Regions from separate parts of the Homo sapiens genome. Here region 1 is linked to region 2. A link is a contact called in ENCODE Hi-C or POLR2A ChIA-PET data. All regions are on one chromosome and are shown on one strand. Each heading gives the region's core, a stretch centred on a gene start or an enhancer-like site at or near the end of the contact. The rest is flanking DNA. Distances are from core to core; before and after follow the strand shown. Region 1 overlaps LDLRAD4 (low density lipoprotein receptor class A domain containing 4). Region 2 overlaps LDLRAD4 (low density lipoprotein receptor class A domain containing 4).

Region 1 (4,116 bases), core at 79-2,578, 34 kb after region 2:
GATGCCAACTGCATGAGGAAGGTACTGAACTGTACATTCACTGGCCCACTTAGTGCAATGAGGTGGGTATCAGTAACCCCATCCTACAAGGATGAAACGGGCTCCAAGAGGTCATGTGACTTGCCCAAAGCAACAAAGCCAAGCAATGGTGGGGATGGAGGCATCTCCCAAGGATGCCTGGCCCCAAGGCCCACCTGCTGTCCCTTCAACCAAGAGTCTTGCCTGCTAAGGCAGGCACCCCAAGATGTTCATCTCTGGATTTCATTTGTGCCTGGCACAAAACGAGGCATGAGGTAGACCTCCACTACAAATTTTGGAACAAAGCATGGTGGACTATAGTGCACCTCTGGTTTGAGAAAATATGTCCAGCACACCACCAGAGCAACACCATCCACTTATTTAATGATCACAAACAAGAAAACCTCGGGTATGGGTAGAAACGCAGGTACTCTCTTATAATTATTTCTTTTCCCAGTGATTTAAAAAAAAATTTTTTTTTTTTAATTTCTGGAGTTTCTCTATGTTGCATGGGCTGCACTCCTACTCCTGGGCTCAAGCACTCCTCTGCCTCAGCTTCCCACAGTCGCTGAGATTACAGGCGTGTGCCACCCCGCCCAGCCCAACCATACTCTCTCCTAGAAAGAAGATATAAAACTTCTTGGAAAAACTTACTAAAGAATGCAAATCACTACACAGCAATCGTTAGGTCACTGCAAACACTGGACATCCAGTAAATGTTGACAGTTGACTGAATGATTGAATAGAATTCCCAGACGTTTAAAGACATAATTTCCGTACTCAATTGAAGACATTATCCCTTTTCCCAAATCACATTCTACCAGGCTGTTTCTGTCAAATACAGTGTTCTTGAAAAATTACTGCAAGTGCCTGGTCAGAGACCTGAGGCCTCGATTGATCACACTATGAGATGAGGTTAAACGGAGCAATTCAATTTACAAAGATATTGATGCATGTTTAAAAATACTGTGATAGAAACTTCCGCAGAAGCTCACATTTACTTTGTCAGAATTCTCTATCAGCTTAAACACAAAATAGCCGGAATTTACGAACAGTTGACCAATTACATGTCAGTGAGTAGTGAACACGTACAGTGATATTTCTTGCCAAGCACTGAAACCTCCTTCCCTCCCCACTTGATAGGTCTGTGGGAAAGGGAGTGCCTTTGCAACAGAAAACGCAGATACAAGCACAGCACTGGATTCCAACCTTCCTTACAGCCAAGCACAGTCATGCGACCCAAGCTCCACTCAAAGCACCATCCTGGGCTTGACGTGGCACTGGAAACATGAGAAGACAGCAAGGCTCAAGAGGAGCCCTTCCTGCTGGTGGTGGCTGTTGCCTGCAAGAAGAATCCTGACTGATGCACAGCCTTGCTGTGATCCTGTCAGGTCACACACGCTGCCCTTACTACGTACCAGGAGAAGGAAGCAGCGCATCCAGGAAGCTCAGGACAGTCTTCAACTATGAACTTCTCAGCTCGGTTCATAGATCAATAAAAATTTGAGAAGCTGCTGGGAGCAAAGTGATCGTCCATAAGATCATGTACAAATTGGTACATTAAGTGCTCAGTTCATTCGTTCACTTACGGAGCGCCTACTGGCTGCCGGGTGCTATTCTAAGACACTGGGGCTTCAAAAACAAGGAAGACAAAAATCCATGCCCTCCAAGAGCTCATAATCTAGAAATGCTAACAGGTAAACAAATCCTTTTCTCACCACCGTAATTATATAGCTAGTTCAGTCCACCTGCCCTGCTGGAGTGGAGGCCCATAAAGTCGGGGACCCTGTCTGAACCTTCACTGCTGTCTCTCTAGTTCCTCATGTACCTAGTCCATAATAGGCACTTGATCAATATCATATGAATGGATGAGAGAGAAGTGAATGAATCTCATTCATTCAAATAGAAACACCATGGTAAATGTTATAATAGAGAAATATGGAACCTTATGATAATACTTCTTTATAAGGGAGATATTAGCTGACCTGAGTGCTGAAAATGAGCAGAAATTTTTCAGAGAGAAAAGAAAGATAAGGATACTTTAAGAGCTGGAAAGAACAGAGGCTGGGTGTAAAGGACATGTCATGCTCTAGGAATAGTAGGCAGTGTGATGGGGCCAGAGATTACATATGAGGAAGTAGCAGACAATGCAGTAACTGAGGCAAAGTCATGCCACTGATCTGACTACTGTCAAAGAGTTAGGGAATTGCCCTGAGCAAATACTAACTTCAGAACTCAGTGCAGGCCAGGCGTGATGGCTCATCCCTGTAATCTCAACACTTGGGAGGCTGAGGTGGGAGGATCACTTGAGTCCAGGAGTTTGAGACCAGCCTGGGCAACATAGTGAGACCCTATCTCTACCAAACAATTTTTTTAATTAGCTGGGCATTGGTGATGTGCACCTGTAATCAGCTACTCAAGAGGCTGGGGTGGGAGGACTGCTTGAGCCCAGGAGGTCAAGGCTACAGTGAGCCATGATTGCCCCACTGCACTCCAGCCTGGAAAACAGAGTAAGACTCTGTCTCAAAGAAACAAAAAAGAACTTGGGTGCAGACTACTGGGTTGGGTCTCATGATGGCAATTTCAACAAAAGTATCTGTATTATTCTGTTCTCACACTGCTAATAAAGACATAACAGGGACTGGATAATTTATAAAGGAAAGAGGTTTAATGGACTCACAGTTCCACATGGCTGGGGAGGCCTCACAATCATGGCTGAAGGCAAATGAGGAGCAAAGTCACGTCTTACCTGGTAGCAGGCAAGAGAGCGTGTGCAGGGGAACTGCCCTTTATAAAACCATCAGATCACATGAGACTTATTCACTATCATGAGAACAGCATAGGAAAGACTCATCCCTGTGATTCAATTACCTCCAACTGGGTCCCTCTCACGACAGGTGGGAATTATGGAAACTACAATTCAAGATGAGATTTGGGTAAGGACACAGCCAAACCATATCAGTATCCAAGTAAAATACTTGGAAGTAGTAACATATTAGTCTAATAGCAAATGCTTTGTTCAAGCATTTGTTAAGCACTTACGGCAAAACTATGAGATAAGCATACTAACAAAAGATGATTTTGCTCTTAGGACTCTATAGAGGCACTTTTTTTTCTTTCTTTTTTTTTTTTTTGAGACAGGGTCTGGTTCTGTCACCCAGGTTGAAGTGCAGTGGCACAATCTCAGCTCACTTCAAACTTCACCTCCCAGACTCAGGTGATCCTCCTACCTCAGCTTCCCAAGTAGCTGGGAATACAGGTGCATGCCACAACACCCAGCTAAATGTTTGTATTTTTAGTAGAGACGGGATTTTGCTATGTTGCCCAGGCTGGTCTTAAACTCCTGGATGCAAGCAATCCACCCGCCTCAGTCTCCCAAAGTGCTGGGATTATAGGCGTAAGCCACCGCACCTGGCCCGTATTGATACTTATAATAACTAACTGCCATCTTCTCTGGTGGCCATGAGAATGCACCCCATGGACCTTCAACTGGAGGGGCAGCCACTGTACCCTAAAAACCCATTCCTGCATTTTGCCCTGAATCTCCACTTCCCACTAACAAAAAGCCATCCACTGAAATCAAGCTAGCCTTTTACAAACAGAGCTTTCAGTTTCCCAAGAAATAATCAGTTTTATGAATTTCCTGCCAGCATCTAACCTGATTGGCCTTATCTCTTAGATTGTTAGCCTAATCACAAGGCAAATCTGAGGAAGGAGGAGAAATGTATACACAACATATTTCAAAGTCCAGTGTAGGCCATTATCTGTCATCCTGGACTCCTTATATGCTATGTTTCCATCCATTAATGCAGATTAAGCCTCACTGTGTAAACAATAGCAAAACTGAATGTCAATTAAAAGGGTATACATACCCATAAAGGTTTCTGTAAACTTCTTACTTTGAGATAATTTTAAATGTGAGGAAGAGTTGTAAAATCACTAGAGTTCCTGTCTACTCTCCTTAACCCACCTTCTCCAGTGTTTACATCTGACAGCTGCAGTGCAATCATCAAAACTAAGAAATTAAATTGGCATACTCCTATTATTATTTGAATTTCACCAGTTTTTCTGAATAATGTCCCTCTTCTATCCCAGGAT
Region 2 (4,379 bases), core at 1,413-3,912:
TATGAGCCTGGGGGTCACCCCACTGAGCCACCAGTCTCTGAAATGGGGAGATGCACTTTATGGTCCCAAGATTTTAAGTGTCACTTAGCACAAGGCTCCCCTTCCAGGCCTCATGGCTGGCAGGAGAAGTGCTGATGCCCACAGCCCAGCCCCCTGCCATGTGCCCCTTCCCTACAGGCCATCCCAGGGAATGAAAAGTTTCTGCCCTGAGTGGATGGTCCTGGTGTGAACAGCAAGCAAAGGGTCTAGGGCAAGAAGGTGCCCCTCTAAGGACAGCTGGACCTTCCGGAGGACCACGGCAATTTTTCTAGGAGCTGTCTGGAAAAAGGACAGACTCACTCGCTGCTCACTACTGCAAACTCCTGAAACAAGATTTCTTTCTTCCCTCTCCAGTGATTGTCTACTTTGAAAATATTTTTTATCTTTGATCTCTGTTTTCTTTCTGGGAAGGAAGCAAAAAATATCTTCTTTTCCCTCTGTTATTAGCTCTTGGGACAGAACAAGAATGGATGAAGGAGTGAAAAAATGATTACTGCAAAGTTTAGGTTGTTGGGGTTTCTTTCCCATGTTAAAGCTGCCATGACTGAAAGAGGCACCAGCCCAGAGGATGAATCCAGAAGTCCAGCCCTCGGAGGGTCACCCACCTCTGCAGTCCACGACGTATCTCATGGCAGCTTTAGACTTCAGCTTTATTTCTTCAGTTACTCAAAGATGGTCCCTTCCAAGTTTCACCGTAGTACCCTTTTGGATAATTTTTTTCAAGACCAAGACGTGATTAGCGGCCATCAAACCAAGCGACAAAGCACCTCCCAGCCGAACGGCAAGCTGCTGCGTCACCTCCCGCCTTATCGGTGGTCCCCCAGCCTCCGCCCCCCAATCTCATCTTTACCTCAATATCTCCTTCCCGACTCCCACCACACTTACACTGGGAGTCTTCATGAGCAGAAACTCACTTCTGACATCACATAAACTCCATCCCCGCCACTCAGAAAATAATTAGGAAGACAAGCATCACGACTACGCAGGCACCCAAGCGCAGCCAGGCAGGCGCTGGGGATTTTTTTACCCGCTTTCCTACAGCTCTGCCAGTTGTGGAGCTGCCCGGAAGAGACCCAGCATGAAGAAATTCGCAGAAATTCATAAAAAGAGAAAGCAAGCCTGGTAAGCCTCTAAAACCCTTGCAAATTAAGAGGCTAAATGAACAGTCAAGACCAACGGTTTCCACAAGAGCAGTGCTGAGTGTGTTAATATACACAATTAACGCAGGTCACCCCGCGGGCTGCATTCCCGTCTTAAGCACACACGACAACATCCTCCTTTTCACCCCAGCTCCTCTCCGGCCTTTGAAGCCTGGGTCTGAAATATATCATTCTGCATTCTGGGCAGTACGGCTTAAATCAATAGTGTTATCATCCTACAACTGTCCTTTCACGCTCTCCCTAATGCCTAATAATTGTCAAGTTTGCACTAAAATTGATCAGTAACAGCGGGCCTTTTCTCTTAGCACCCCCTCTCCCTACACCCTCCCGGCCACCCCTTGGCCTCCCCCAGGAAGCAGGATCACGTTGATTTCTATCTGGTTACAGGAGAGCTTGCCCTGACTTTCCCCAGTTACTTAAGCCGGCGTCTCATTGCGTGTCCTTAGAGACCAGGGCTTCGCTCAGGCAGAGAGCGTCTAGACAGTATTCATGACCCATCTGTCTGGCACGGCCCAGCGGATGGCAAACTCTATTAGAACTGAAACCATTTTTCCCTCCCCCTTCTCCCATCCCTCTTTCCCTTTGCGAAGCAGGAATCTGACACTGAAAATTACTATCATTGTTGCAATTCTCAAAATAGCACCGCCAGACTTTCATTAACATCCACGCTAGACTACTAAATATTTAAAGAAGTGGATAAATTTCATCTGAAGTGGGACAGCCCCGCACACATGAAAGCAGTAACAGAATCAAAATGTAAATCTAAGAGGTTGTTTTTATCCAAGTAAATTTAGTGTCACAGCAGGAGGAAATGATGCCTAAGGTTTATTAAAACTTACCCTCCCATTTGTTCTCCGCCTTTGTTTATTTGAAAAGGCAGAATTACCATTTAAGACCCTACACGATTTTAATTGATCAGAAAACCGTCTTGGAGAAACAAAGGCAGCCAACACAAGGGGCGGGACTGGGAGGGGAGGGTGTGAGGCTGCCAGCGCCTCCCTGGGGCTCATCCCACAGAACCGTTCAGGCAGAAGCGTGTTGCCAGTGACAGCCCCTGCAACTTGATCCCGTGGCGAACCCAGAGAGAGGCATATTGCCCTCCACATCTTGTTTTAAATACCACCTTGGGTCACTGTCACAGTCAGTAATTGCTTTGCCATAGATTCTTTAAGTCAAAAAAAAGGGGGGGCGGGCGGGGAGCCCTGTCCAAAGCACACAGGCTGCTCTGCACAACAGCCTGATTCATTGAACATGGCCTTGATGGAGGCCAGCCAGAATTAAGTCTGTGGAAACCCAGAGCCCCTCACCCCAGCCTCGCTCCAAGGTAACACCACAACCTGGAAGACCCCTGACCCACACCCCCTGCAGTCAGCAACGTCAACATGGGAAGTCCAATCTGCTGAATGCCAGAAGGCCCCCGAGGCAGGCCCCACCCCTCCCAGCACAGCTGGAGATGCTGAAGGAGCCAATGCGCTCAGACAAGAGTCAGAGGGAAACTGGGGATCAGAGGCTAAAAGCCCACATGTGGCTGAGGCGGGCTCTTGGCGCCCGCAGCAGGTGAAGCGGGGATGGTGATGGCAGAAACAGAGCCGCCCCCATGCTGAAGCCACGCTGCCTCTCGCCTCCCCAGGGCAGCTGTCATCATCTCCATCCTCCTGACAAGACAGTGAGTCAGAGAGGAGAGCTGGCTTCTGGGTCATACGAGTACTACCTGGACAGGACACAATCGAAGAAGGGATAGCTTATCAGTTTGTAGAGGAAATCCCAAGGAATCAACAGAATCAATGATCCCTGACACACAGGGGCTCTTAGGTTAATTTTTCATAATCTGTTTGAAAATCCAGCATGAAACCAAAAATCGTCAACTATGTATCAATTGAAAACAATCATCCTCTGTGGCCCTTCTGAACAGAAGACGGTTGGTTTGATCCCCACCACCCAAGCCCTTCAAGCCTTTTAAGAACTGATGAGTAAATCCCTATCTTACTGGAAAAATACCATGGGAGGGGAAAATAGCACCTCCAAAGACAAACAAAACCATGGCCTGAGTTCAACACCCCAGCAGCGGCACGCCTTGGCTGTGTGACTCTGAGTAAATCACCCCACCGCCCTGAGCGCTGCATTCTTATGACCTTTCTAGGGTGCTTTTGAGAGATGAATGAGATGATGCATGTAAACAGTGAGCACTCGGCAAACAGCAGCTCCCTTCCTACCTAATTCCAATCCCCAGGAAGCAGTGGACCCTCCAATAGATGATGCTTACTGAGCATGTACTGTGGGCCAGGTATTACTCTAATTGCCTGTCCTGCACTATTTCAGTAAATCCTCAGAACAACCCTTTGAAAGAGATACCAATATTATCCTCATTTTATAAATGAGAAAATCGAGGTACACAGAGGCTGAACAACTTGCCTAAAGCCACAGGCAGTGAGTGGTGGTGACTCCAGGTGACACACTCATGCACACATGCACCACACAGCCTCACCCTCACACACAGACACACACACTCATGCACATATGCACCAGAGACTCAACCTCACACACACACACACCCACACATGCACACACCCACACACATACATGCACCTACACATTCTCACACACACATGCATCACACACCCTCACCTACACACATACATGCACACACACGCAAACACACTCATGCACAAATGCATCAGACTCTCTCACACACACACGCACACACACTCATGAATACATGTACCATAGACCCTCACGCATACACACACACATGCACAAACACACACATAGACATGTACACAGATGCACTCTTATACACACACGTGCACATTCATGCACAAACGCACCACAGACTCACCCTCACACACATGGACATATTCATACACCTGCATACACACTCCACCCATGGCACACCCACGCATGCATGCACACACCACATGGAGTCACATGCATGCACACACCAGACTCACACACACTCTCTGACACCCACACACTTGTGCACACAACTACACATTCTCACACATACTTGTGCACAAATACCACACACAGTCCCACACACTCTGGCATACTCACATCTCATGCATACACACACAGACTCACACCTGCTCACACACTTACATGTCTTTAGGGCCGGCCAGAAGCACTCCACATTTCCTCTGTGCTTGGCAGGACTGGTCCTTCCTACACAGCAGATGGATATTT

What was found. Hi-C counts contacts between places; a loop is a spot of excess contacts on that map. ChIA-PET counts read pairs that join two places held with the same protein, here RNA polymerase II (POLR2A). Pooled maps may share reads with other maps.
Region 1: a loop to region 2 is called in a pooled map of gastrocnemius medialis, with 2.0 times the contacts of the local background. The contact joins two enhancer-like sites. A Hi-C loop is called at or near these places in 4 of 50 pooled maps. POLR2A ChIA-PET finds 5 or more read pairs at or near these places in 3 of 52 experiments (B cell, OCI-LY7 and naive thymus-derived CD8-positive, alpha-beta T cell).

What each region holds. Positions count from the first base shown.
Region 1 is chr18:13,410,288-13,414,403 of GRCh38, reverse strand. The region is part of intron 3 of LDLRAD4 (low density lipoprotein receptor class A domain containing 4); the gene reads right to left. Among named protein-coding and RNA genes, the nearest start is that of LDLRAD4-AS1, 15 kb to the left of the region's middle. Within about 2 kb of position 1,328, at least 2 of the 41 ENCODE cell types and tissues checked have a DNase peak (open chromatin) inside an H3K27ac peak, as active enhancers do.
Region 2 is chr18:13,445,139-13,449,517 of GRCh38, reverse strand. All of the region lies in intron 4 of LDLRAD4 (low density lipoprotein receptor class A domain containing 4), which reads right to left. Among named protein-coding and RNA genes, the nearest start is that of MIR5190, 13 kb to the left of the region's middle. RefSeq lists enhancers at 1,787-2,490, 2,491-3,194. Within about 2 kb of position 2,662, at least 5 of the 41 ENCODE cell types and tissues checked have a DNase peak (open chromatin) inside an H3K27ac peak, as active enhancers do.